Linked DNA regions of Mus musculus: all the other regions are linked to region 1. The links are chromatin loops, found by intact Hi-C in ENCODE. Cell type or tissue: heart. All regions are shown on one strand.

The links. A loop is a pair of places that touch in the nucleus more often than their neighbours do. Peaks named below come from ENCODE experiments on the same cell type or tissue, not always from the same donor. Only the 100,000 strongest peaks of a DNase experiment are listed, where the experiment ranks them.
Region 2: a loop joins it to region 1, with 4 times the contacts of the local background. A loop is called at or near these places in 22 of 42 quality-filtered maps.
Region 3: it touches region 1 in a loop (4-fold over the local background); 7 of 42 quality-filtered maps call a loop at or near these places.
Region 4: it touches region 1 in a loop (4-fold over the local background); 22 of 42 quality-filtered maps call a loop at or near these places.
Region 5: a loop joins it to region 1, with 3 times the contacts of the local background. A loop is called at or near these places in 11 of 42 quality-filtered maps.
Region 6: a loop joins it to region 1, with 7 times the contacts of the local background. A loop is called at or near these places in 17 of 42 quality-filtered maps.
Region 7: it touches region 1 in a loop (4-fold over the local background); 21 of 42 quality-filtered maps call a loop at or near these places.

What each region holds. Positions count from the first base shown.
Region 1 is chr14:7,816,279-7,820,278 of GRCm38, reverse strand. Flnb (filamin, beta) reads right to left here and starts at 2,322. Exons shown (of 46, transcript NM_134080.1): 1 at 1,836-2,322. The coding sequence starts at 2,127. In heart, a CTCF peak has its summit at 2,402; DNase peaks (open chromatin) are centred at 648, 1,388 and 2,348; H3K4me3 peaks cover 2,521 bases; H3K27ac peaks cover 1,862 bases.
Region 2 is chr14:7,942,823-7,946,822 of GRCm38, reverse strand. Flnb (filamin, beta) reads right to left here. Exons shown (of 46, transcript NM_134080.1): 44 at 810-1,028. Among named protein-coding and RNA genes, the nearest start is that of Gm45521, 12 kb to the left of the region's middle. In heart, a CTCF peak has its summit at 1,980 (motif pointing right); a DNase peak (open chromatin) is centred at 3,502; H3K27ac peaks cover 1,438 bases.
Region 3 is chr14:8,042,857-8,046,856 of GRCm38, reverse strand. Abhd6 (abhydrolase domain containing 6) reads right to left here. Exons shown (of 9, transcript NM_025341.4): 6 at 1,232-1,389. Among named protein-coding and RNA genes, the nearest start is that of Gm41094, 11 kb to the left of the region's middle. In heart, a CTCF peak has its summit at 2,308 (motif pointing right); no DNase peak of the experiment used is centred here.
Region 4 is chr14:7,935,358-7,939,357 of GRCm38, reverse strand. It overlaps Flnb (filamin, beta), which reads right to left. Exons shown (of 46, transcript NM_134080.1): 41 at 3,309-3,424; 42 at 179-311. Among named protein-coding and RNA genes, the nearest start is that of Gm45521, 20 kb to the left of the region's middle. In heart, a CTCF peak has its summit at 2,160; no DNase peak of the experiment used is centred here; H3K27ac peaks cover 247 bases.
Region 5 is chr14:7,905,569-7,909,568 of GRCm38, reverse strand. Flnb (filamin, beta) reads right to left here. Exons shown (of 46, transcript NM_134080.1): 21 at 3,594-4,000; 22 at 2,243-2,416; 23 at 885-1,047. Among named protein-coding and RNA genes, the nearest start is that of Gm45521, 50 kb to the left of the region's middle. In heart, no CTCF peak of the experiment used is centred here; no DNase peak of the experiment used is centred here.
Region 6 is chr14:7,872,114-7,876,113 of GRCm38, reverse strand. It overlaps Flnb (filamin, beta), which reads right to left. Exons shown (of 46, transcript NM_134080.1): 4 at 2,622-2,769. Among named protein-coding and RNA genes, the nearest start is that of Flnb, 56 kb to the right of the region's middle. In heart, no CTCF peak of the experiment used is centred here; a DNase peak (open chromatin) is centred at 2,393.
Region 7 is chr14:7,950,893-7,954,892 of GRCm38, reverse strand. Flnb (filamin, beta) reads right to left here. Exons shown (of 46, transcript NM_134080.1): 46 at 3,305-4,000. Among named protein-coding and RNA genes, the nearest start is that of Gm45521, 4.4 kb to the left of the region's middle. In heart, no CTCF peak of the experiment used is centred here; DNase peaks (open chromatin) are centred at 682 and 1,792; H3K4me3 peaks cover 959 bases; H3K27ac peaks cover 3,252 bases.

The sequences.
Region 1 (4,000 bases):
TGAGGACCAATTAGAAAACTGTGAGGGACCACCAGGCAAGGCCAGAATGAGACCCACAAGCTTGGAGGAGCATGGCTGGGAGCAGCAGCCCACGAGTAAACAGCTAGTCAATTAGGAAGTCCTTGATTTTCTGGGGCTGTGATTTCTTTTCTTTCTTTTCTCCTTCTCCTTCTCCTCCTCCTCTTCCTCTTCCTCCTCCTCCTCCTCCTCCTCCTCCTCTTCCTCCTCCTTCTCCTTCTTCTTCTTCTAAAAGCAGTTCTGTCAGGTTTAACTCCTGGTTTAATTTAATTTTCTTTGTTGAGTTAATGAAATACATATAGCATTTAAAACAATGGATGAAGGCAAGTCCAGCTCAGCCAGGCAGGCTTTGAAAATCACTCTTCATAGGAAAGTAGAGTTCCTGTAGAATTCTGAGGTCCTCCCTCCTCAATAAAAGAGATGCCCACCCCCCATGTGATGCACCCCTGGCAGCTTCCTCCACTGAGAACCCACCCCTGGGAGGGAGAGCTTGCTGGGAGGCAGGCTGGTAGCTAGCGGCCTGGCCCCAGGAAGTAGCAAGCGCATCTACCTGCCAGCACAGGTGTGGGGAAAGTCCAGGGCGAGGCCAGGAGGAGGCTCAGTCCAGAGGGAACCCCTTTCCACTAGAGAAAGTCCCAGAAGCCACACCCACCTTCCTTCCTTTCTGTCACTGGAGTCACTAGAATGGCCTTGCTTCCTCAGGAAGAAACCTCAGCCCTAAGAATCCCTTTCACGAAGTGCACACATCCTCTACATAATACTTTGCACACCCACTGTGTACGGAAAAAAAAAACTTTCATAAATAGATGCTATATGTGCACACACGAATGCCTACGGGGGCAAACAAGTGAGCCCGGGCATAATACACACCTCCCTTGTCCATCACAAAACACATTCTCAAGAGCCCTGTTTTCTCTTTAGAAGCCTAAAGTACTCGAGGTCTTAATTCTCTCACCCAAGGCGGGAGGAAAAAAGCAGGACTCAAACTCTCTCAGGAAGACCCAGGAAAAGGGGGTGGGGACTGCTTTACTTCTAAGTTGGACCACATTGGAGGTGGCCCTGGGAACGTCAATTAGCCCGGTAAACGTCCCCTCTTCTGTAAAATGGGCCTAAGAACATCTCAGGCCACCGGACGTCAATAACTCAGAGAGCCACACAGCCAGCGCCAGTCAAGCCCTTTTCTACACACATTAATTATTATCAACCACTAAATTATCTCAACCTGAAGGAACCGGCCAGCGCTGAGCCAGAGCTAGGAAGTGAGGACATTCCCCTGTGACGCCCCTTCCAACCTCAGAGCCCACACCCATTCCGGTCTAAGAAGGGGAGGGTCTCAGGTCCTCGTCTCCACCTAGGTGGTGAGATCCTAAGCAAGAGAGCGGTCGCGGTCGCGTCCTAGGTCTCCACGCCCAGACTCGAAGCCAACGCCCTTTCAGCCGGGCGGGTCACTCAGCTCTAGGCGCACCTGGCTAGCGTAAAGTAGGGATTTGGTACTTGAGTCCACGGCGTTGTCATTAGGGTCAGCAGACGATTTCCCCAGCAATCCCAGGAGTTCCCGCAAATTAAATTCCAGGTGTGACTGGAAGGTCTGAGTGCTTAACCCACCCCAACACTGCAGCGGCACCGCCAGGAGCACCGTGTCGAGCAATCACGCCAGGTCCCAGCCCACAGATGGCACCGCGGAAAGGCCTATGTTCCTAGGTCCTCATCCCAGGACCATCTCCCCCTCCCTCACACCCGGGAAGCGATGCGCAGTGGGGCGCGCTGCCGGATACCCCCCGATTACTGCAAATTTAGGGCCTGGCCACAACACTCACCAATGGACACGAGCTTAATGCTTTCGTGGTCTAGGAACTCCAGAGCCACAGACACATTCTCCAGCTTCATCTGTCTGAAGGTGGGCCGCTGATGGTACTTGTGGTGCATGCGCTTCTGGCTGAGCACCTCGAGCAGCGCGATGAGCCGTAGCCCGTCGCTCAGGTCGGTCTGCAGGTTCCCGATGCGTTTATTCACACACTTGAGGTGCTCGTTGCACCAGCGCGTGAACGTGTTCTGCTGAATCTTCTTCCACGGCGCGTCCTCCGCCAGGTCTTTCTCCGTCACCGGCATCCTGGAGGCAGAGAGTACGCGGAAACAACGAGCTGCAGGGACTGAGATGAAAAGCCCCAAGGGCCCGGGGAAGGGGAACTGAGGCAAGTGGGGAGAGGGTTAGAAAGCGCTGCTATACTAGCCGCAACAGGATCAGGACTGCCTTCGTCCGTCCCCGGGCGCGAAGTAGCCTGGCCTGGCGCCTGCGCGCTACGCCGCCCCGCCCCCGAGGCTCCGCCCCGTTTCTACCCTATAGAAGCGAACTCCTTAGCTGCGCTCGCCCTCTACGGTCCAAAGCCTGCATTACGCCGGAGGGTAGGGTGGGGTGGTGCTTCCTAAGTATCCCCAACCTGATGTACTGCCCAGCAAGGAGAAAGTAACTTGGGAAAGGCCTAGAATAAGGGCACACGAGGAGGCGGGGGACTAGCCTAGAAGGAATGGTTGCGTCAAGAGGGAATATGCCACCCATCTATAGGTTCAGTGAGAGGAAAGTGTTTTTCTCAGAGTCTGCACGTAAATTAGACACGTTGATTTCTAAATGAAAAGGAACTCAGAGCTGGGCGTGGTGGCGCATGCCTTTAATCCCAGCACTTGGGAGGCCGAGGCAGGCGGATTTCTGAGTTCGAGGCCAATCTGGTCTCCAGAGTGAGTTCCAGAACAGCCAGGGCTACACAGAGAAACCCTGTCTCGAAAAAACAAAAACAAAACAAAACAAAACAAAAAAGAAAGAAAGAAAAGGAACTCAGCCTTAAAGTCCAATACCACGTCCATCTGAGTAGCAGTAGTGAAAACGAACTGTTTTCTATGGCTATTAGAAGTTTTTTGCTGGTGTAACACAGATTTCCTGTCTTGCATGTCAGTAAGTTAGATGTCCCGTCTGGGGTTCATTGGCCCAAGGCATTTCTTGCTGGAGCTTCTGGGAAATAATCTGCTCCTTTGCCGTGCCAGATTCTAGACGCTAGGTGCATGTGTTGGCTTACGATGCCTTTCTTGTCTTCAAAGCCGGTAAAACAAGGCACAGATACCTTTTTCACCCTGTCATCTCCTCAGTTCTCCATAGTCAGGTCTTCCTAGAACTCTCTTGAAGACCCTGTTGACTGTATTAGGCAAATTGATTAGTCCAGAAGATCTTGTTATGTTTTATTTTTTTTAACTATGATGGCCAAGAAAGGGCCGGATAAATGGGTCATGGCACCTACTGACCGGTGTCCCTCTTCTCTTCCCTTTGCCTGAGAATTCAGTTCCTTTCTCTCCACATCCCAAGCCTGGTAGCCCTCAGCTCAGCTTGGCTGTCTCCCCCCTGGCCCCCCAGTGTCGAGGAGCAGATGGAGATCTAAGGTCTCGAAGAAACTGAAGATACGTGTCTGACATGAATGATATCTGTTCCATGCTGGTCTGCATACCCCAGCAAGAGGTCTAGAGTGATCTCAACTACAGCTGAGTACCTGGTGTAGAATTGCCATATGAGATGTAGACGACAGATGAGTGAGTGGGTGAATGGATGGATGTGTGCTTGCAGACTGAGGGGGGCAGCCTTCATCCTGCATGCAGAATCAACTGGGGTGTGGGACACCCATCGTGTGAGACCTACAGCCTGACATTTCAGGCCTGAAGAATCTACATCCTGTCCCTGCCCTGGGTGGGGTGTTTGCTCTACTCATTTCCACAAAGCAATTAACTGCAAACATATCAATCCAAGGAGATTGATACTAGAAAGCCCAACAGTCCTTCCTGCCTTATAAGGAAGCTCTTGTCACTGACCTCTGCTGGTTCAGGCTCCCAGTGTCTGCTCTCATTCCAGCTTTTATACTTTCCTTTGGTATGGAAGAAACAGTAATAATACTAGGAGAACACCTCACAGTTTATCTTAGTGACTTAGCTTTCTGAGTCCTTA
Region 2 (4,000 bases), 130 kb before region 1:
TTTCCCGTGTGGCCCTGGCTGTCCTGGAACTCACTCTGTAGACCAGGCTGGCCTCGAACTCAGAAATCCGCCTGCCTCTGCCTCCCAAGTGCTGGGATTAAAGGCATTCGCCACCACTGCCCGGCAAGACTACCGTTTTTGATTTGTCATAAAAAGTTAAATTTCTTTATGCTGTGTACTGAAGAACAGAGCTATTGCTTCCCTCTGCAGAGCCCCTGGGCAATACAGCATAGGGTATTCACGTCTGCACTGTGAGAATAAATGAGAAATCTGCTATGCTTCTCTTCAAAAAACAATGAAAACAAGAGAAGATGGTACAAAAAAGCTGTGTGTCTACTCTCTTATTTATGTATTTACCATCCCAGGTTATTGTTTAATTTATCTTCTTCAGTAAGCTCTGTGCCAGTCCACACAAACCCCACACATTCTCACAGAATCTGTGTGATTTACAGCCCTGAAATCAACTGTCCCTGACCCTTTGCGACAATGCTGAGTTTATAGCTCTATTACATCTTAGAAGAACTTGAAGTCCGAGGAGACTCTATGAGTGCATCACGGCTCTCGTGAACACTGCTCCCCAGAGTTGTATTTATCTATAACCTAATATGTCACGGCTTAAAGGAAAGCAATTACCTTTCTTCCAGGAGGGAAGGCACTCCTGCCTCAGTGCTCACAGAGCTGGTCAGCATGTGTGCTGCCCACATGTAACCTCTTTATAGTCAAGATTAGACTGTGGTTGCTACTATCAGTAATTTTATAAGACTGGCTCTGCAGGGCAGAAGAGAAAAAACAAAGAGGCTCCTCATTACCTGTCACCTTGGCCTTGAATGGACTCCTCGAGATGTGGTTGGGCCCGCCATATTTGACACCAATCAGGTAATTTCCAGGAGCCATGGGAGTGTACATGACTTTGTACCCCTCTGGGATTTCCTGGCAATCCATTTTGACCTTGGATGGTCCTTCAATGGTGACAGATAATGTCCCTGGGCCTGCCTGAGTGGTATTGATGAAGAATTCTGATTGGATACCTGGGAGAGAAGAAGTGTGATATATGGATGGTTTTCGGGAGGGACACAGCGGTGAGACACACTTTTGCCCACATTAAGTGCTTGTTGTGGTAGATAGGAACCAACTGGCTCTACATCTGAGTTCCCGGCACAGAGAAGAAGCACAGGGCATGGGGGTGCAGCTCCCTTGTTGAGGCTAGGTTGAGAGGGTGGCTGACATTTCGCCCACTGAGTGCCTGAGCAAGGCTATTGTCTCTGGGAATGTGGCTGAGGGTGAGTTGTCACTGTGAGTCTGAAGTGCTGCCCCCGGCAATAGAGCCTCTAAGGGAGGCGTGGCACTCTCTCTGACCACACACTTCTCCTCTGGTGGAAGAGGCTGAGGAAATCCAGTCTCCCCTCCCCTTCTCCTCATCTAGACACGTCTACATCTTGTGGCTGCTCTGTGAGCTGCCAGTCCACCCCCTTGGCCATGAATACAGCAACAAGAGAAGCACCTGAGCAGCAACTGTGCTGACTGAGCCCCGCACCAGACCCTAGGCCCTGTGTCACTCTGCAAGCACAACGTGCAGTCACAGCATTTCCTATTCCACATTGCGTTCAGGCCACGTGTAACTTGGGACGTACTACCATAAAGTGGTGTGCTACATTCAAGCCACAGGTGCACAACTGGGTCTAGGCCCAAGAAACCACTATATGGTGGTGGGGAAAGGCACATGGGAGGATGGGGAGGAAGACTGGTATACACGAAGGACAACTGTCACATACACCCTACTTGCAGCCTCGAGACACCTGACCTCACTGCCACGTTGCCCTGGGACAAAAAGGAAGGCAAAGAGAACATCAACTACTGACTTACCCTGGCCCCTCAACACCCTTAATCCCCTGTGCCTGTAGTCTGTAGTCCAGAGGGGTGCTAGGTAGTCAGTGGGAGCCGCTGGGGTGTCACACACCAGCTCCTGTCCACTAGAAGCCCTCTAGGGGGCACCCTAGTGTAACATCTTCTGGGGGCACAATACCTCTGACAGAGCTGCAGATGCTAGCCCAGCTGGGAAATATTTTGGTTTAACTACAGTTTCTGGGCCAGAGAAAGAATTATTGTTCTGCTTATCAATAAGACAAAGGAGCTGTTATGGTGTGACCCCCAAACATGAGCCAGCCGTTTCTGGAAACTCCTGAGGCTGCTGTCCCAAAGGCTCCCTACTTTCCCACCTTGACACTGCTTCTGAGAAGCCCCTCCCCCAGCCTCCAGCAGCTGGGGCCACGTGGGTATGCAGGCCGCGAGCCACAAAGGGGTGGTGTGTTCAGGAAGTGGCTGTAAGATGGCTAGAACAATGTCCTGAAGGTTAAGCTGGCAAAGTTGGCCATCCTGGATAGGAGCTCTGCCCCTTTTAGTCAACCCAGAGCCCGAAAAGGCTGTGATGATGTGGACAGGGGGAAATTAGGAATTAAAAATCAAGAACTATCTGGAACCCACCCCACATCACTTTACTACGCAGAAGTATGACTTAGATGAGATATCTGTCCATCTTATTGCCAAAGGACTGGCCCAAGACAAGACGGGAGAGAAAAAAATTCATAAGTAGACATATATCATCATCGACTGGTTATAACCAATATGTGATGTGTGTGGTGGTGGCCTTCCCTTCCTCCATCTGCATGCAAACCCTTAGGGCTTTTCCAAAGAGCCCTAAACTCTGTGGTCTAACTGCAGGCTTGTATCTGGAACACAGACTCCTGCCCTAAATTCTCTGCATTGCCCTTGGTAAGGCCTGAGTCAGACATCCAAGCCTGGCCGAGAACACAGGCAGGGCATGGGGCCCTTTGCTGGCCACACGGATCCTTTTCTGAAAGCATTCCTCATGCTGCAACTGTGTGAACAGACATCTGTGGAAAGTCTAAGGTCAGGCAGCCTAGGCAAACAAGATGCCCTCTCTGTGAACGGAGAAATATTTACAGAGGGTGCAAGTGGGTGAGTTCCAGGCCTTTTCTGGCTGGGACCAGATCCTTAGCTACAAGGCTAGAGTACAGCCTGACATCTGAGCTCCAGAAGGGTGAGAAATACCAAGAGGAAACAGAGAAAGGTTGGGACAAAGCAGCCAACAGGGGATCAGATGGCTCCTGGCCACGCTGAGGCTGCCGTGGGGCCGGGCCAAGGTCTGCTACTGTTCTCCTGCCAGGAGGGCCCCTCGCCTGTATGGATGCCTGGAAACCACTCTGGGCATCTGGAGGGAAGGAGTTCTGGTTTAGGACGCCTCAGGAAAGCCCACTGGGGTATAATATGAGCTTCTAGGGTCAGGAGCTAAGGGCTCTTAAACTCTAAGATCACAGACCTGGAGATGACCCTCAAGTCCTATGGACTCCCAGAGAGTGCTGGGCCACTGGGGCCATTTTGTCTTGCTCTCCCAAAGTGCAAGGTAGATCTCATCCAAGAGCAAAGTACTGGCTCAGAGGGAAGCAGGGAGTCAGGCTGGGTGTGCCAAGGGCATCTGGCAGGACCCACGCCACTGAGGGGGTGGTTTTATGGAGGGCACTGCTTTGGCCAGAGTTCCTGGCAGCATGCCAGTCCACTGGCCACTCCTAACTTGGGCAGGGCTCCTTTACCACTGAGGAGACTCTCACTTCAGGGTTGGGTTTGCTCTAAGTACAGCAAACCATGTCTTAGTGCACAGGAAAGACAATCGGTTCTGTCCCTAGTATGGCAAGGGGCAGGAAGACCAAAGATTTCCCCAACAAGCCCGAAGTAACAGCAACTAGAAGAAGTGGTGTCTTCTTCACGGTGCACTTCCTCTACAGACGCTTACAGGGACAGAGTCCTTATTATCTCTAATGCTGACGTGATGGGCCGAGCTGAGGCCTACCTCAAGCTGACCACATACATGGCTTTTCGTTATGAAGGCCAACCAACAAGTAAAAAGGATCACCTAGAAATATCTTTCAGATGCCCAGCGAAAAGGTGAGTTGCCCATTCAGTGAGCTCACTTCTACCAAATTAA
Region 3 (4,000 bases), 230 kb before region 1:
CTGTGTCCTCTGTGGATAGCTCCTGCTTTGCCTTCAGGCCAGACTTCAGTTTGCATCACTTAAGTGTCTAGTTGCCTACTGGACATATCCCTTTGGAGGGCTCAAATGCAATCTGAACTTCATACATCCAAATGGAACTCTACACATGTTGTCCTGTTTTACCCATCCTTCCTCAAACCACACCTTAGCCCTCATCTTTAGGGCTCCTACCTCAGTCTGGACCATCATCTCTAAGCCAAAGAATATCCTAGGTAGCCCTGTTTCTATTTGTGTCCCCTACAGTCTTTCAGTGGCTCCCCTACTATGCTTAGAAAAAACATAGATTCATTCCCATAAACTATAGAGACCTACAATATCTGGGGGCAGGTCTGAGGAGACCATGAGGTCATGTTGTACTCATACTCAATGATGCTCAATGTCATTGCCTTTCACCTATATTCTCTTAAGCATACTATATAACATGAGATATCATATCTGTTTATGTTAAAACTTTGTTGTTTGTCTTATTTTTATTTTTAATTTTTTTTTTTTTTTTTTTTTTTTTTTTTGGTTTTCAAGACAGGGTTTCTCTGTATAGCCCTGGCTGTCCTGGAACTCACTCTGTAGACCAGGCTGGCCTCGAACTCAGAAATCCGCCTGCCTCTGCCTCCCAAGTGCTGGGATTAAAGGCGTGTACCACCACCGCCCAGCCTATTTTTAATTTTTAAAAAGATTTATTTATTATATATAAGTACACTGTAGCTGTCTTCAGACACACCAGAAAAGGGCACCAGATCTCATTACTGATGGTTGTGAGCCACCATGTGATTGCTGGGAATTGAACTCAGGACCTCTGGAAGAGCAGACAGTGTTCTTAACTGCTGAGCCATCTCTCCAGCCCTATGTTAAATTTTTTTGAGTTTCAATATCAACAAATATAACTCTCATAGATGAAAAGCCTTTTGGATTTATTAAAAAAATTGTTTTTCAATGTATAAGTCTTCATTTTACCTCTAAAACTCATTTCAATTTGTCGTTTTGTCTATTAATGTCTACCTACTGCACTGGACTGTTTCTGCCCAGGGAAGTCCCTGTGCTATGTACTTACCACAGTGTTCAGCACAGTGTCTGACATATCACAGGTAAGCTACATTGAAAACAATGAGGCAGGCAGGATGGTAGATGCAAGAGGATGTGTGTGTCTGGGTGGGCGTGCTGCAGGGACGGCAAGGGAGTGGCCGAGACGCCATACCTGCTGGGGCACCTTGAAGCGGACATAGGAGCAGAGCTGCAGCATCTCACTCATCTCTTCCGGGGTGGATGGGATCAAGGGAATCTTCTGAATGGCAGCTGACTCCTCCAGCTCTTTGAGCCGTTGTACAAAAGGATTGTCAGTTGAGTACTGCAGGCCTGAGATGCAAAACAGAAGAGCCCAATGACACACCTACCTTCTTACCACGCCCCAGGCAAACGCCCAACCAATGACAAACCCAGATTAATGTGTCAGGAGTCAGTCACCAGGAGCACTGGCTGAATGACCCTTTCTCACTGGGACTGGCACCACTGCTCAAAGGAAACATCATATTTTGAGAAACATAGAGAGTTAAGTTTGGTGGGACATAGATGCCTCCGGAGGCAGAGACAGGAGAATCACAAGTTCAATGCTAGCATGGGCTACATAATGAATTCTAAGCTAGTCTGGATTAAAACATTGTATTTTGGGACTGACTGCACACACTGTGGCCACAGACTAACATGAGAGACAGAAACCCAGGCTTAGCCTCTGGAATCAGAACCTGCATTGCATACAGCGGGATGAGCTGGAGAGTGGGAAGCTGCAGGCACGCACTGCTCAACCAGATGGAAGGAAACATGACGGAAAGACAGCCCAGGGCTGACCTTTACCAGGAAGGGGAATCACCTTCTCTAGGGGCTGCCCCTTCAGTCCTCAAACTTTACGGTTAAAGGAGCAACTGATTTCAGAGCCGGTGCTGAGAAAAGGGAGAAGAGAAGACACACTGGGGATTGTCTGAGTTCAATGCCCTTAACAGGCCTGCAAATGATCACATTTCATAATTTTTATTTCGTGTATATATTGCATGCATGTCTGTGTGAGGGTGTTGGGTCCCCTGGAACTGGAATTAGAGACAGTTATAAGCTGCCACATGAATACTGGGTATTGAACCAGGCTCCTCTCAAAGAGCAGCCAGTGCTCTTAATCTCAGAGCCATCTCTCCAGCCCCTCGCTGAAGGTTTTGGTTTTTTTTTGCAATTTATGTATATATGTTTTTAAATGTAGGAACGTCCTGTCTGTATGTACACTTACATGCCAGAAGAGGGCGCCAGATCTCTTTATAGATAGTCATGAGCCATCTATATGCTGGGTATTGAACTCAGGACCTCTGGAAGAGCAGGTAGTGCTCTAACCACTGAACTATCCCACCACCACGCTGAAAGGTTTTAAAGGTCGATTTAGTTTAGCTTCAGTAAGAGTTATAAGTGCGCAGCTGATGACTAGGTTTCAGCGCATCATATAAGACAACGCTTCTCAACATGTGGCTCATGAACTTTCTGGAACTCAGAAAGCTGAGCCAGGATAACAAGTTCAAGGCTAATTTTGACTAAGTAGACATACTCTGTCAAAACAAACAAACAAATCCTACTTTACTATGTGTAAATAATGCAAGTTGGAGAGAGTAAAATTACTATTTATCTACCTTGTGCTAGTAATCTAAGTTTAAAGACTTATGGGAGAAAAATAAATTAAAAACTCCAATTTGAGGTAGTAATTTCTGGAGTTACAGCTCAAACTCTTGTAAGATGTGTGTGTGCGCGTGTGTGTTTGAACACGTAAAAATATACTCATACAAAGATAAGCAGAGAAGCTAAAGTCCACTGACTTTCTATAAAGTTGTCATCATGTGACTATTTAGGAACAAGAAGGGGACTGGTGAGGGGTGGACATAGGGATTTAGGATAACCATGGTCAATGTTCATGACACCTTAGATTAAAAGGTTTCTATAAACTCAGCACAATAAACACATACTGATAAAAATCATGAAAAAATCTTAAAATAAGCGAAATCTTTGGCTTTTGCTCATTCTTTTGAATGAGAGTAGAATAGTACCTTCATCTCACAGGGTTAAGTGAAATTAAGTCTATAAAGAGATGTTAGCTCTTGAGGATCAACAGATGCAGGAAGCCGGCATGAGCACCACAGTCATGAGTACCAGGTGCTGCCTGGCACTGCGCGAGTCCACTGCCCACTGCCCACTGCCCACCTCCAGGTGCTGCCTGGCACTGTGTGAGTCCACTGCCCACCTCCAGCTCTCCGTGGAGAGGTCTGGTCTTCTGCTATGAAGGTAGACAAGTGATGCTATGTAACCTTGCCCCCCAAGTCATCCCTGATTGGTGAATAAAGATGCCTACAGCCTATAGATGGACAGAATTGAGATAGGTGGGGTTTGGATTCCCAGGCTTGGGATCTGGGGAGAGACCAAGAGGGGAGAGAGAAGGCAGAGAGGAGAGGAAGATACCATGAGGTAAGGGATCATAAGAACTGGCAGCGTGGGCTGGCCAATCAGAGTAAAGACGCCCTCACAGAACATGGCAAGGCTTAACTTGAGGTTATGGATAGAGAGGTAATAGCTTAGAGGGCAGGTATCTGCCCAGCTCAGGTGCCAATTAAGGCTTATTATAAATACTAAAGTCTTTTATCTAGGAACTGAGTGATAAAGACGGGGTAGAAACCTCGATCTGAGATTAGTTTTCATAACACTCTGTGGTACAGGATGGTTCCTAAGTGTGGGCGCATGTCCACCGTCCATCTCCAGCTCTCGGTGGGACAGGGCTGGCTACACAGGCCAAGTCAATTTGGCTATGGTTCTCACAATATAACTGTTACCTGGTCAGAGTTAACATCTAGCGTTGCCTGCCTCTGAAGTCTATCTACCAGGAGGATAGCTTTTTAAAAGTACTAACAGTAGAAGCTGTACAGATGTTTCTTTAAATTCAAGTCAC
Region 4 (4,000 bases), 120 kb before region 1:
AACTAGAAGAAAGGGGTATTGCTGTCACACAGAGAGTCTCTGTGTCCCTGGCAAACATGTCTACCCCATTTTAGAAACGATGCCTGGCAGCAGTGAAAGAGCTTGACTCTCAGGCCCAGCTGTGGAGCACCGCCAGGAGCACGGGTGTGGAGACCCCGCTGGCAGCCTGGCTGCTTACCTGGCTCCAGTTCAGACACGTGGCATTCCTCCACGGCTCCTGAGGGGCTGTGCACCTTTGCATCAATCTTCCCTTTCGCACCATTCAACCTTATAGCAAAGGACGCTGGCTGGTTAACTTTTAATCCTGATTCCTGAGAATTCAATAAATCAGACAGGTTATGGCACCCCGTGCTCCTGCTCACTAGCACACGATGACCCAGGGCGGCTCCAGGAGGAAATTCTCATAGGACAGGCTTGAATATTCCCATCTGTCATACCTGATAACAAGACGGGGCAGCCTTTGCTTCCACGTTTCTACCAGTAAACAGAAACACACACTGTACCCCTATGTTCAAACCCGCAGGACTGGGGAGCTGCTTTGGGGATAGGAGACTCGAGATGCTCCAGACAAGAGAATATCCCAAACAAGATCTGCACAGGCCCAAACCCCTGGCTGTCCCAGCTAAACTGCCGCTGCTGCCTCATTATCATCATCACCACCACCATCATCATGATCATCATCACCAATTCCTTTTTAGGAGGAGTCTGGGTGCAGTGTTCATGACATGAGCTGGATTTTATGTCATTGCTTTTGTTGTTAATGTTTTTTTTTTTTTAAATTAAGTGCAGGAATAGGTAGCGCTCTTGATAACATGCAGAGCAACGCATGCAAAGGTTGAACTTTGCTTAATTACTCTTTTCAAGTAGTAAAACGACGTTGTTAAATCTGAATCTCAAATTTCCTTGTTTGCAAAATGGACAAACTACCTGACCCTAACTGAGAGACTGGTTATGAAGAACACATGAAATGATGCTCCAAAAATGTCAGCGAGTTGTTAAGTATGAATCGTATTTAGAAGTTGCCTCTGCAACTCCGAGAAGTGTGGCCTTTGTCTTCCCTCACTCAGCCTCACTCGTAGCGTGTCTTAGAAAGTGCACATTCTTGGCGGGAGGAGCTTAGGCACTAGGTACTCAGAACTAAGCAACTGTTATGAATGGCCCACACTATCCAGGAAAGTAAGGTTTTAACATGCCCCAGCTTTGGCTTAAACAGCCATTCTTCAGAGGCAGCAGGGCTGTATGCAAAGGAGCTACCCAGGAATGTGGTTAAAATGCAGATTTTGTTTTTGTTTTTGTTTTTTTTCAAGACAGGGTTTCTCTGTATCGCCCTAGCAGTCCTGGAACTCACTCTGTAGACCAGGCTGGCCTTGAACTCAGAAATCCGCCTGCCTCTGCCTCCCGAGTGCTGGGATTAAAGGCATGTGCCACCACACCCGGCTAAAATGCAGATTTTGACAATGGTTCTAGAAAAGCCTAGGGAAGGCTCGGCACTGGTGCAAGGACTGCCCCTCTACAGCAGGTCCGAACAGCACTGCGTTCCCTGGGTTAGTCCAGAGCTACAGATGGAAACCGACCAATTTAAAGCACTTTAAATTTCATAACAAAAATTTGGTTTCTCTAGCAGCATCTTAATTGGGCAGCCACATGTGGCTAGCGACTATTAAACCACACTGTGACAATTAGGTGAACGCAGAATGTTCTGCGAACTCTGCTGCTTGGGGGTTACAGCCTGGGAGGGAGGCCATAATACAAACTTAAGGACTCTTTAATTTCCAGGAAACCCCCACTTTGTCCCCTCCCCCACAAAATGCCAGCCAACTCCACTTTTTCTATGAAGCCCCAAAAGCCAGATAAAACAAAACCCGCTTCTCACGTCTACCCAGTACCAGATGTTGTTCAGGCCTCCGCTGAGGCGCTGATAAATAATTTACATATCCCTCCATGCGGAGGAATCCATACTTACAGAAATACTTATGAGCAAACCGTGACAGGAGGACTCAACAGAAGCGCTGGGGAGGAGCAATCACTCCTGTTACCTGAGTCTGTTGCCGCTAAAGCCTCAAGAGGGCGAGAAAAGCTTCTGAAGATCTAAAGAGAGACCTTCGAGACGCAGGACGGCAGGCAGCGCTCTGCCTCTCTGCCCCCGACAAGTGCTGCCTTTATCGCCCTCTATAGGCTTTAGCTAAGTCGGCCACAAAACAAACTCCTGTTAAGAAGCCTTTAAATGAAACACAAGAAAAACATCTACACCAAGGCGACCAGTTAGGACCTCTGGGCTCTCCCACTGAGACTCACCAATCACAGTCTGGGCCTCTAACTAGCAGCAGTCCATTGTCTCAGCATAAGAAAGAATCTCAATGTAAATAAGTCAAAAGTGGGCAGCTACTTGCTGTATCATCCATTCCAAATGCCAGAGTGGATTCTAATCCAAGTACTTCTAAGAGCTGGAATAGCTAAAGGCTACTTAGAAACTGCATTAACTGGAAACTGGTTTTGGGTATTTGGGCATTATTGTATAACCTATTTGCTTCTTCTAATTCAGACACGTTCAGTGTCCCAAGCTGATGCATCCCTAGTGGCTCTCAGTGTGGCGCTGGTGCTAATGTAAGTGCGTGTGTGCACGTGCAACTGTGGTGATGCTCAGTGCACAGTCTCAGGGGAGCAGGTTTTGGGGACAGAGCCCTCACTCTTGCTAACTCATACTAGATGGTTCCTGGCTAGAATCACTCTGGACCATCTTTAAAATTAAGTCAAGAGAAGTTGCCCATTTGGGTGTTGCAAAAATTTACTTAAGGGACATTGATAAGTTCTCAAGATAGTCCCCTGTACACTTATCATAAACAAGTCACCGTAATTACACACAAAAAGATGCTGTTAGCTTTAGGGGAAGAAAGCCAACGATCATTATAGGTACAAGTCACTAGACTGTCAGGATTGTCTATTCTGTGTTATAGGTACAAGTCACTAGACTGTCAGGATTGTCTATTCTGTTTTGAAATCTGCCCTGCTCCCTCAACCAATGATTAACAGGCTTCCTTTGTTTCTCCTGAATAAATATTTAAAAGCAAACTTGTCCCTCACTGGTAAGATATATTGTTTATCAAGTCTGTTTGAGCTTGCTCAAACTGACTCCTGAGGGCATAAGGAGGTGACCCTGCCATAGGACTGCTACCCCATGAATGGCAACACCTGGGTGCCAACTCTCAACAGGACTTGGTACCCAGGACAGGATTAATGTGGTCTCAGGAGTCCAGGAGTCTCACTGGTTGGCCTATGGCCAAGGAGATGGATGCTTCCTTGTGCCTCACCTGAAGGCTCAGAACAGTGAGGCAGCGAGCGTCGTCTGAGGGCGCGATGACGGGCACCAGGTAAGGGCTGTCCGGGATGTGCTCGTCGTTGAACTTGATAGACACCTCGTAGTTACCTGTTGGGATAGGAAAGCCCCACCATTTCAGAGAGTTCAGAAAGGTATTTCCATAGTGGCCATGGGCTTAAGCTGGGCTCAAATGTCTTCAGAGACTAGCAGTGCTTAATTTAAAGCCACAGCTGACTAACTGACTAACACCCAGACGGTAGGATTTTATTAGTTAAGTAAGAACAGAGATTCTTGACCTGGGTCCACAGAGCCATCTGTGTATAGAATCCAAGAGACCCAGGGGCTTGAAAAGGAAAAGCAGTTGCGTCTATATTTTTATTAATCTCTAAGAAAAAGGATTAGAAATGTCACCACAGCAAGTGCGAAGCATCTGTGCCGCGTATTGCCAATATTACACATCACACATCACGGATCTATTCCACTGTAAGCACTGGAGCCATCTTGACAGCATCATGCACACTCATCATGTATACTCAGCACTGGAGCCATCTTGACAGCATCATGCACACTCATCATGTATACTCAGCACTGGAACCATCTTGACAGCATCATGCACACTCATCATGTATACTCAGCACTGGAGCCATCTTGACAGCATCATGCACACTCATCACTACTTTGAAA
Region 5 (4,000 bases), 89 kb before region 1:
GCCTGCTTACTGCCAGAACTCGCTTACAAACATTTTATAAGCCATTCTATTTAGTTAACTTGATTCCACAAGTGTGGCAATACCTCTCAGGCAGGAGTTTCTCAGATATTTAGTACCTTCCCTAATGCTGTGACTTTTTAATATAGTTCCTCGTGGTGTGGCGACCCCCTAATCATAAAATTATTTCATTGCTACTTCATAACTAATTTTTCTACTGTTATGAATCGTATGTAAACATCTGATATGTGATCCCCAAAAGAGTAGCAACCCCATTGGCTGAGAACCTGTCTATGGTATAGAATACAAAGACAAATACAATGTGAGTGTGTACCTTAGGGGTACTGAGCCTATGTTCTGTCACTGATTTACCAGCACATCCCTTCGGAGTAAATTATAACAGGAACGTTTTGAATATTTATTTTTCATATAGAGTTGGCTATATTCTTCTGCATCATGAAGCTAAGGAATTTCTATCCAGTAGTGTGCTTAGCATCTTAGTGATTATTATCTTAATATTATAATTTCTTTCTTCTTTCTTTCTCTCTCTCTTTCTTCCTTCCTTTCTTTTTTTTTTTTTTTTTGTTTTTTTTTTTTTTTTTTGATACAGGGTTTCTCTGTGTAGCCCTGGAACTTACTCTGTAGACCAGGCTGGTCTCAAACTCAGAAATCCTCCTGCCTCTGTCTCCTAAGGGCTGGGATTAAAGGAGTACACCACCACTGCCTGGCTGTGGCCTATATTGAAATAGACCCATAACTTACTTTCTCCCTTGAGACAGGGTCTCATTTTGTAGCTCAGATTGGCCTCAGACTTATAAACTATTTTTTCTTTGCTTAATCAATTAATTACACGGGGATCAATACCCTGAACCCAGGACCCTGCCTACCTGGTTACCACTGTGAAGACATTAGATTTGTTGGTAAACGCCTCTTTCAGTCCAGGGCCTTGCGCATGGACCCGAGATGGCTGGCAGCCTTCAGTGACAGCCACTTTGAATGGGCTATTTGGGATGGGCACATCATCGTATGTCACCTCCACTACATGGAAACCTGCCCCAAAACAAACAACAAAAATATCATTTGTGTACAATGTTACCACTTCAGACTCTTATCTAACACTTGGCTAGATCTCTAGCTGCTACTTGAAAAGAGTAGATTAAGAACACAGTAACACAGGGTCGGAGGCAGGTGGCTCAGTGGTTATGCATTGCTCTTGCAGTGGACCAGTGGGAAGGTCCCAGCACCTACAGTAGGTGGCTCAACACCAGCTATAACTCCAGGTCCAGGACTCTAATGCCTTCTTCTGCCCTCCATAGGCTCACACACACACACACACACACACACACACACACACACACACACACACACACACAGAGACACACAGACACAGACACACACACAGACACACACACTTAAAAAACAATCAGAAAATGGTAAGGCCAGTGTACTTTCAATTTTAAAAGATAAAAACTATTTGTGCGGGGCTGGTGAGATGGCTCAGCGGTTAAGAGCACCAACTGTTCTTCCAAAGATCCTGAGTTCAAATTCCAGCATCCACATGGTGGCTCACAACCATCCGTGATGAAATCTGATGCTCTCTTCTGGAGTGTCTGAAGATGGTGTACTTACATATAGTAAGTAAATAAATAAATACAACAACAAAAAACTATTTATGCTTTTTGTTTGTGTGCTGTACACCCTCCCTGAAGCAATGAGTGCTAACTTTTATTTAAGACAGTCACCCTAGGCAGGTTACCCTGATTTTGGGAAACACTACCAGACATTAAAAGACCACAGGAAACTCACGAGATAGAAAACCAGCCATCTACAAATACCTGAAGATACCTGTAGAGAATATTTATGGGACCATATACTCAGGAAAGGGGATATATAGTGCTTTCCTTTTCTCTTTATGATTTCTTGATTTCTCAAAATTTTAATAATCAGTACTATTCAAAAAGAAAAACTGTTTAAAAAAATATGTACACAAATCATACCTTGCTAACATGCCACGGCATGACTCTATAATCTGCTCAGGTAAGATTGGAGATTTGCAATGTGAAATATAAGGTCAGTAAAGAAGGCACTGAATTCAGGCCACTGGCTGCCGGGGAAGGGACCGGTTTAATTCTGAGTCGTGTACACTGTTCTTTGCTGAGGCAGGCTGAGCTCAGGACAATTTGGAAACAAATGGCTAAGCACAGCTCTGAATAAAAGAGTTACAAGCACAGAGGGGATGACCCACCTTTCTCAAAGGGCGTGTATTCGACCTGATAGGTCCCATCAGCATTGTCCTTGACAAAGCACTCGGTGGAGGCCCCCGAGGGGTTGGTAATTTGAGCTTTGATATGGTCACCTCCAACCTGGGTAAGGGGCCTCGAGTCAACCGTGAAGTCCGTTGTGGCCTCCCGAAACACGTCTGTTGAACAACCACACAGATAATAATAATATCTTGGAAGCCAGAGACTCATCACCAGGAAACCCTGCAATCATCCCCAGAGGGAGTTTGAATTTTTCCTGTTGTCACAGTACTCCGACTACAGCAAAATGTGCTATTTGTAAAATCGAACAAGCCTGGCTCCAAAGTGTAACCGGCTTTGAGATGAACCATATTCAAAGGTTCTGTTAGCAGTGCCATGCTTGTTGGTTCAGAGACAGTGTGTCTGGCTGAGAGCAAAGGAGCCACGCCAGGAAAGGGAAAGCATATCTTCATTCAAGTCCAGGCTGAAATAAGGTCTGAGGAAAAGAACGAGCTGCACACGAAAGGAACAGAAACCAAAGATCTGACTGCCCAGGCCAGTGTCAGAGGCACAGCAGACGTGCAGAACTCATGGAGCACAGCCTGTTCTCAGTCCTCGAGTAGTAGCAATGGCACTGGAAATGGAATGGTTAATCTTTTCCAAGCATTATTGCTGGAGCAGGTTAACATGATTCGTTTCACCATAAGAGATCACTTTAAAATAAACATGATGAAATTAAAAAAAAAAAAATGTCATCTTGGGCCCAAGCAAACCCCCAAATGAAGACTCCTCACATTCTGGAATACATTAAGTATATTTGGTGCCTTAAGGGTGGTTTTGCTGACTGTGAAAGTCAAGCTAGACTTGGCCAAGCGACAGACAGCAAAACTTCTCAAAGATGAGGATCAGGTCACGGCAATGGTTTATGCCTGGAATTTTAGTCACTCAAAAGAGGGAAGCAGGAGGGTTGTGAGTTCAAGACCAGCCTAGGCTGCACAGTGAGACCCTGTCTCAAAATGAAAACTAAGGCATCTAGGACAGGGGTAAAGTTAGACCTCCTCCATCCACCGTGTATTATTAAGCACATTTACACCATTTCATTCTAACTTAGTCTCAGAGACATTATAAACATAAATAACAAAAAATTCTGGATTTTCCATAAAAACTTGAAAACTTGCCAAGAATGCTGGGCCCCATTCATCAGGGAGAAACATAAAAATGGGGACTTGGTGGAGTACAACCTCTGGAAACATCATGCGCCCCTTTTCCCTCTACCTGTACTCCCCCTGCCCTACCCATCAACCACACGAGGAAGAGGCTATAGGTGAGAGAGCCCTCCCCCGGTATGTGACTCACCCTTGCCTTCGATTCCTGGCCCAAAGGCTTTGATCCCACTAGTGTCTATGGCTGGCTCCACCTTGACCCAGGCAGGAAAGTGTGGTACAAGCTCACCACCATACTTCATGGTCAGTGTGTACATGCCAGCTGTCAGAGGCACATAGGTCACAGCGTAGGTGCCATCTTTATTGTTCTGGATGGACACTTCAGCTTTCGCCCCTGAGTCTGAGACGGCTTCAAGGCCCAGAGTCCCAGGCCCTGCTTCTGAACAATCAACGCAAAGGATTCCGGGTTCACCCACTTTTCCGTGTTCAAGTCCTGGTCCTGACGCTACAACCTTAGAGGGGTCAAACGGCATTTCAATGTCGGCTTTGAAGGGAGATCCAGGAATGTGGACTTCTTCAAAGAGAATGTTGACAAAGTAT
Region 6 (4,000 bases), 56 kb before region 1:
GGTTACTAACAGGATTTAAATACACATCTACACCATTTGCAAGCACCTACTCCATCTGACTCTAGTACCTGCACCTTGTCAATGGCTCAGTTAAGTCAGTGTAATATTCTCTAGCTAACCAGGGTTGGTTAGGAAGCTGAGCCACATCCCCATACTCTATAAAACTCCTGTAGAGCTATACGCACCGTGTGGAACCAGTCCCTCTAATTACTGAGACTTGGGGTTCTGTAAGTCTCTGTTGTTAAGTGCTTTATACAGAATAGGGTTTGGAGAAGGGCTCTGCTTAGCTAGTGGACAAAAGTGTTCAATGACACTAATCCCAAAGGGAAGCCTTACACAAAGACCCTAAACCCTGTCACCCGACTCACACAGGACACTCAAAGCTCAACAGATGCATCCGCAAGCGCTAACTGGCCTCAACAGCAATCTATTCTACATCTAAAGGATAAACCAAGTTTCTGAGCCCTTATAGAAATTATTATTATTATTATTATTATTATTAATTTTATTCTCTATCCCTAGCTTGAGTAGCAGAATCATACCAAAATTGGCCTGACTTTCATCTCACCAAGGAAGAAATGTGTATCTCACAGCTCCACTTATGTGGCCTTGTGTTGTGGCCCCATCACCCAAAGTGACTATGTTGCCTTCCGATTTGAAAAGGAGAAAAGTGAAGCACAGACTTTCACTTCATGTCTAGGTTTACATCCAAAAGATCCCAGTGCATCCCTGCTCTCGGGCAGTATTGTTCATAACGACTAATAGGTGGAATACTGCATATACCTGCCTAAAGAAACCAAATACAGCACACACACTAGATTATCAGCCACCTATAAAAAGGGAAGGAAGAGCCAAGTGGTAGTGGTGTAAGCCTTTAATCCCAACACTTCAGAGGTAGAGGCAGGCAGATCTTTTGAGTTCAAGCCAGCCTGGTCTACAGAGTGAGTTCCAGATAGCCAGGGCTACACAGAGGAACCCTGTTTCCAAGGAGAAGGAGGACGATGATGAGGATGAGGATGATGATGATAAGGAAGAGGAGGAGGAGTAAGGGTTGGAAATTGTGATATATGTTATAATGTAAAAAATAATAATAAAATCCTGAGAATGTATGCAAGTAAGGTAGGCTGGACAGAAAGTCACATACTGCATCTTCTGCTTCCACACAGCGACATACATATGATGGAGAGTGCCAGGAGAAAGGGGTTGAGAAAGAAGAGAAGAGAGAGCTGGTTTAATGAGCACCATGGTTTACTGTACATTAGACTCTGAACGTTTATCATGATGAAGGGAAAGCGTAGAGACAGAGCTACCCGCCCAAAATGAAAGGAAAACAGCTTGTTTGCCCACAGCATTCACAACACTTACAAAGAAGGAAACAGGCAAGGACTGGCCACATTCCTGAGCTGCAGTGAGCATTCATTTTCTGGAAGACTGCACCATGGAAGGAAACCATCTCACACTAACAAAGAGGAAACTGAACAGCCAGTGATAAGATTCCTACTACAAACAAGCATTTTATGCCTTGGCTGAAGGCAAGTATCGTGACATGAAGAGTCATAGCTTTTCTCTTTTTCTTTCTCTTTTTTAATTAAGAAAACATTTTCTGGGGGCTGGTGAGATGGCTCAGTGGGTAAGAGCACCCGACTGCTCTTCTGAAGGTCCAGAGTTCAAATCCCAGCAACCACATGATGGCTCACAACCATCCGTAACGAGATCTGACTCCCTCTTCTGGAGTGTCTGAAGACAGCTACAATGTACTTCCATATAATAAATAAATATATCTTTAAAAAAAAAAAAAGAAAACATTTTCTTTTATCCTTGCTATTCCTCCTAGCACTGATCACCTTGGGTAATGGTTCAGAGAAAGCAATTTGGAGATGCCAATGGGCAATGGGATGAGGGCCTCCATCTAGTCCTTACTAACTAACAAATGGGTATGCACCCAAATGTCGCTTCAATTTTAGTTACGAAAACTAAGATATATAGTATACTTCATGTCTTCTTGCCAGAAATCAAGCTCCTGGCCATGCATTTGTTGTTTTATTTGTTTGTTTGTTTGTTTTGAGAGAGGGTCATACTGTTGTTCTGGTCAGCCTTAAACTTGAGATTCCCCAGCTTCAGCCTCCCAAAGCATTGAGATTTACAAGGGAACACATACGACCACATCCAGCTGTTAACTCCTCTCTTTAAAAAACTAGTATGCTTTAAATCAGGTGCTGACCACAACTGACCAGATGCCCGAAATGGCTCTGACCAGCCAAAAGGTGCTGGGCATCTTACAGTGAGAGTCATAAACAGGATGTCTCAGCAAGGAAGTGTTGCTGGAGATTAACAATAACTCCCAGCCCATCTGGAAACCTGAAGCGCTTTCTGCCAGACAGAAAATGAATCAGCATCCAGAAGGCAGAGATTCTGTCCCCACCCCCATTCCTGACCAGTGAGTGACCTAAGGCAAGACCCATCCCAGCCACTGTAGACCAGGCTATGGTTCTTCCTGTCTGTACAAGAAGCCCTCACTGACTGCACCACCTCCTGAGCCCCCTGGGCTAATAATGGCAGAGCGTTCCTCCCAGAGCTAACGGCAGCAAACATACCTCAGACCCAGCAAGACCAGCACTCACCTCTGCCATAGGCTCGGGCTTTCTTTGGGTTGAGTTTGGGTTTAAGAGGAGCACCTGGCTTGAGCTTGGCTTTGGGGAACTGAGACAGGTAGGTCATCACAGAGTGCTCGTCCACGTCCGGGTGAATAATCTCCTCAGGAGTGATGACCTAGAACAACAACACGGTGGCTGAGTGCTCTAGCATGCCATTATGTATCCACCGAGATCTCCCTTAAGCCAAATGCTACAAATAAATGGAAACAAATGAAATCACACTAAAGCCATAGGAAGATCCGGTGTAAGTGTGGTGCTGGCTCCTCTGCAAGGGTGGAAGACCTCCCAAGATTTCCAGAGATTCAAGCCATGCCCCAGGCTTCCAATTCACTCCCCTGGTCACGTATTCTAGAAAGGGGATAACGTACGGGAGAGCACGGAAGCATTGCATAAGGCATTGGGATGTTCTTAGAGCACAGAAGCTGGCCTCTTCTTTTGCTCATCTATTGTGTACACATCGCTGTACTAAGAAGAAGAAATAAAGAAAACTAGTGAGAAGGGGACTATATGCCTATAGCTGCAGCGCTCAGGAGGCTGAGCAGGAAGATAGCAAGTGTGGGGTTAGCCTGAGATTCACAGTGAGGTCCTGGCTCAAAAAAACAAACAAGCAAGACAATAGGAGACAACAGACTAGACATGTGGTCTTAACATATTAGGAACCTTTAAAACTGGGAAAGGAACTAGAAAGATGGCTCAGCTGTGAAGAGTGGATACCACTCTTGCAAAGGATCTGATTTTGGATCCCAGCAGCTCACAACAGGCCTCTGGCCTCTGAAAGCACCCCCCCAACCCCCACTACGCGTGCGCGCGCGCACGCACACACACACACACACACACACACACACACACACCTGCACCCCCTCCCCTGCAAACCCTCCCCTCCAAACCTGAAGTGGAGTGTGTTCCTGTGTTCTCTTGACAATCAGCTTTGGCACAACATTAGCTCTCGGATGGACAAGGAACCGTCCTAAAGTTTTAGCAACATCCTTGATTCCCTACCTGATGTAACCCTAGCATGCTAGTCTCCCCTGTCCCCTGTGAGGATTCAGTGGGAAGCGACACCTTCTCAGAGCAGCAGAGGGCTCTACCTCATCAGCCATATATCAACCAAATGCAATGAAGTGATGAGAGACCACACAGGAAGCATTAAGGGGCTTAGTGGCTAACAGCAAAATAGCTACTGAAATTTTGAACAGTGATCTACAAAATAGCCCATGAAAAGCAAACTATGAAAAAAAAAAAAAAAAAAAAAAAAAAAGAAAAGCAAACTATGCATTGATCTGGTAGCTCTCTCCAGAAACTCCTATAATAATTTTATAGTGTCCAACATTACAGAGTATCACAAA
Region 7 (4,000 bases), 130 kb before region 1:
CCCCATAGCCCCACTGAATCTCCTAGGTACTACCATTGCTGGAAAAACTGAGGCATGTGTTCTATAACGTGTGAGTAGCTTGGGGGGAAGTCAGGGGTAGGGCATGAACCTCCTGGCCTGTGCTTAGAATCATTACAGAATCATCTCCCACAGAGGGAGCCATGACACTCCAACATACAGGCATCCTGAAAGCTCTGGTTTGCTCAGGTCTGTGGGGGATAAATGGGATGAACGAAAAGGGGTCTTAGCTTAGAATGTAAGGTCCCTACTATCTCCCCATTTTACAGATGAGCATGGAGATCACTGCCTGAGGTGCAAGTCCCCTGGCAAGCCACAGGGCTGGGACTGAAATTTAGACCTGAAATTGCTGCAGCTGACACACTGCTTACTGAATCCTCACACACTGGGCCGTTCTGCTATTCAGACAGTGGGGCCCAGAGACAGAATCTCTGCTAAACTTCCCTCTCTGAGAACACCCTGCCCAGGTTTGGCTGGACCCAAAGAATGTGCCCCGCCTCAGTGGTGACTGGGCGAGCCAACACATCCTGGTGGTGTGGAAGGGTGGGTGGGTGGCTAGACAGAGGGAAGCACTGGCAATAAAAGGCCAGTCGATTCTTTGTCCTGGGGAGGGAGATAAACACGTTCAAAGCTCAAAGCACCCTAGGATACGTGCCACAAGTCAGGCTTGCTATTCCGGCCTCCCAGCAGCTGCCTTTGAGAATGCTGAGGAAGAGAAAAAGGGTGTGAGGGGTGGGTCCTGAAATTCCACATACATGAGCTGGTCCTCACAGCCTTGGGGGCCCAGACAAAGCAGAGAAGGATCTTTTGTTTGCAAGGGCCCCTCCCACCATGCACTTGGCCAAATCTTTAGGAAAAGGCCAAAGGAAAAAGAAACTGAATCCAGCTTGCTTAAAGCCTCTACTTTTGACACTTATAAGAAAAAAAAAAATAGTGAATTTTATTTGGTGAGGCCCACTTTGGTTTTTGACCCAGGTCTCTCCCATGGTTTGGAACTTGTAATTAAGTTAGGCTGCCTGGATGCTTTCATGCCCAATCTTTTCACGTGGGTGCTGGTGATGAAACTCAGGTGTTTTACCACAGGGCTGTATAATATTCTCAATTCTCTCATTCTCCCACTTAGGTACAGATTTCAGGGGTGGGCCTGGGGGTGTGGCTTAGGGATAGATTGCTTGTATTAGATCGGCTCACTAATTTTTAAAAACAAAACCAACTAACCCCAAACCGGAATACTCCACCTCTCCAGTGTTGGCTTTGCAAGCTGTGAAAAACAAACCTAAGGAATAAGAAAGACTAGAACACTCATTTCCCCTCAATCCTTTCGACGTTTTTCATTCTGCTGCCCTGAGCAGCTTTGGCCGTCCTAGAACTAGCTCTGTAGACTCGAGTTGCTGGCCTCAAACTCAAGCTCCAAATGCGTCTGCCTCCTGTGCGCTGGGATTAAAGGTGTGTGTTGCCACTACCCTATGTACTGAGTTATATAACAAATACATCAAGTTGTGGCTTTTAAGGCAGCTTGAAGACCTAGAACAGGTTGCTAAGGGCTAGTGTGTGTGAGTGAGCTGGTTAGTATTTGCTCCTTGTAGTCTCCTAGCAAGCCCTCCCCTGTTAGTTGGGAGGTAGAGAGGTCGCCCAGGGTGGGCAGGGGCTACACTTTCTATTGACCACTGAATAATGACACCCTGGACTCATTAGCTTCAGCCAGGGCACAGGAAAGCCAAGCAGCCAAAGTCAGGAAGGACCTGGCCCCAGGCCCACAAGTTTCAAAGTTTTCAGGGTATTGACATAAACAATAGCCTGTTTCCATGGTAGCCAAGCCCAGGTGCAGATAAGAGCTGCCCTCTGGTTCTAGGCACTGAGAGCAACAGGTCTCCACCCCACAGGCCCTGATGTCACAGGCAGCAATTGCGGGGCTGCACCTCAAAGGTAAAACTATTATCACCTACTGGGTGCCAATCACCAGCCAGCTCACACACACTCTGACAGAGGGTGTCCGTAGAAAGTAACAAGCAAAGGACTGTTCCTAAAAATACCAGTGGGAATTCGTGGGAATCTCCCCCTCCCCCGCCAGCCAGACTCGACTCGGCCGGTTAGGACTCAGTGTTTAGACGTTAGGACACCTTACACCAAAGTCAATGTTTAGTGTACAAACGCTGCCTCCTCCAGCAAACCTAACTGGGTTGGAGGGGTTGATGAATCCCCTGGGCTTCTCTGGCAAAGCCAGCATCGCGCCAGACATGTTATGTGAGGACTCTTCAGGGAGTCCCCAGCCCTACAGAGCCCAGGAGTCTAGGCGAGGGTTTCAAGGCGCAGAGACGAAAGGGCGCATCTGCCTTACCTTCCTCCAAGCTCAGAGGTAAACAGATTATCATTCTAATATGTAGCCAGGTAAGGGGAAAAACAAAGCCAGAATACAATAGAGAAAGCAGAGCAGGGGATGCAGTTGGAGACTGCTTGCCTACAATGTACAGAGTCCAGGGCTTGATCTCAGCACAGTATACACTTTAAAAAAAGCTCAAGGTCCTAGTTGGCTACAGGGAGAGTCCCAGGCTAGCCCGGGATACAAGAGACCCTGTCACATACATATACATACCATCACTAAAAATGATGCAGGTTCCCTGCCTGAACCTCTGATCCCCACACTCCTCCCGGCCTGGAGGCCTTTCCGCCTCCATGGGTACTGCCAGCTTTTCTAGGACTCTGGTAACCCTTCTCCTCCGAGCTGCTTGCCTGTAGTGTGATGTGTAAGAACACTCATTCTTAGTCAGAAGGTATATGCCCAACTCTATCCCCATATGAGGTCTGGGCTGTATGCCTGGTGGAAACTGTACCCATGTTTGTTCTGTCATATGTAAACCGTCACCCGACCACTATAAGGATTCATAGCTGGAGGGTTAACATCAGCAATCGTTTCTCCTCGGGAGGGCAGGTGGAGGCACTCAGTACTGGGTCGAAGGGTGCAGGGGCATGTGAGAGATCCTATCTGAGAACATTTCCCAGAACACAGATTCCTGATGGTATCAGGCAAGAGGCCTGCTTAATTAAAAGCCATTGCCTCTACCTGGGCTCCATATCTAGGGTTCCTAAGAAGTCACGATGGTATCATGGCCCGCATGTTCTCTTGAGTCCCTTGCCTGAGGTTGGCCCTGGCTTCTCAGAAAAGGACCACCCTTTGCAAGAAAAGGACTGGCCCATTGTTAAATAACATCTGCACTCAAAGAGATGGTGGGTGGGGAGTGATCAGAGGCCCACACCACTGATTCCACTCCAAGAATGACAGGGAGCGTTTATGGAGCAAACATTTTATTTAATAAGTTATAAGATACACTTTATAGTCGGCATTTGATTCCAGTTCGGTCTCCGTGTCTATTCCGCCTTTCACATCCGGCTTCAGCTGCTCCAGGTCCTAACAGGTGGCTTTTAGCACCCACACCTCTCCAGCTGCTGTGCCTTGGTGCGGGACACCTACTCCACCCCTGCCACATTCATGAGAACCACCACACCCCATTGTGTGTGTGTGTGTGTGTGTGTGTGTGTGTGTGTGTGTGTGTGTGTGTAACACTCGCTCCAGCCATTTGACAGCCTGACAATGCTTACACCAAAACCTTTAGAGACCTCAGGTGGGTGCACGTGCTAGTGTCTTGGTCATTAAGGCCTCTCATGGGTCATAAGAGGGGTACCCATCCCTTCCAGCTTTTGCAAGGAGGAGGTCCTGAAATAATTTATCAGTGGTCTCTGCCATTTAGCAGCCGCAATGAACTCTGGGGGCAGCTGGCAGAGGCCCTGCATTTGGCCATGAGCACATGCCTTCAAGGCTGTTAATAAAGAAGTAGGCAGGTACAGAATTCCAAAAATGGGGTATGGAGTGTTCTGCATGCCTTCTGCTCCAGAGCTGGCTTTAGGATGAAGTCAAAGTGATCAGGGCCCCAAGACGAAGCCCAGGCATGGAGTATAATCTGGGTCAGACTTTCTTATTTGTTGT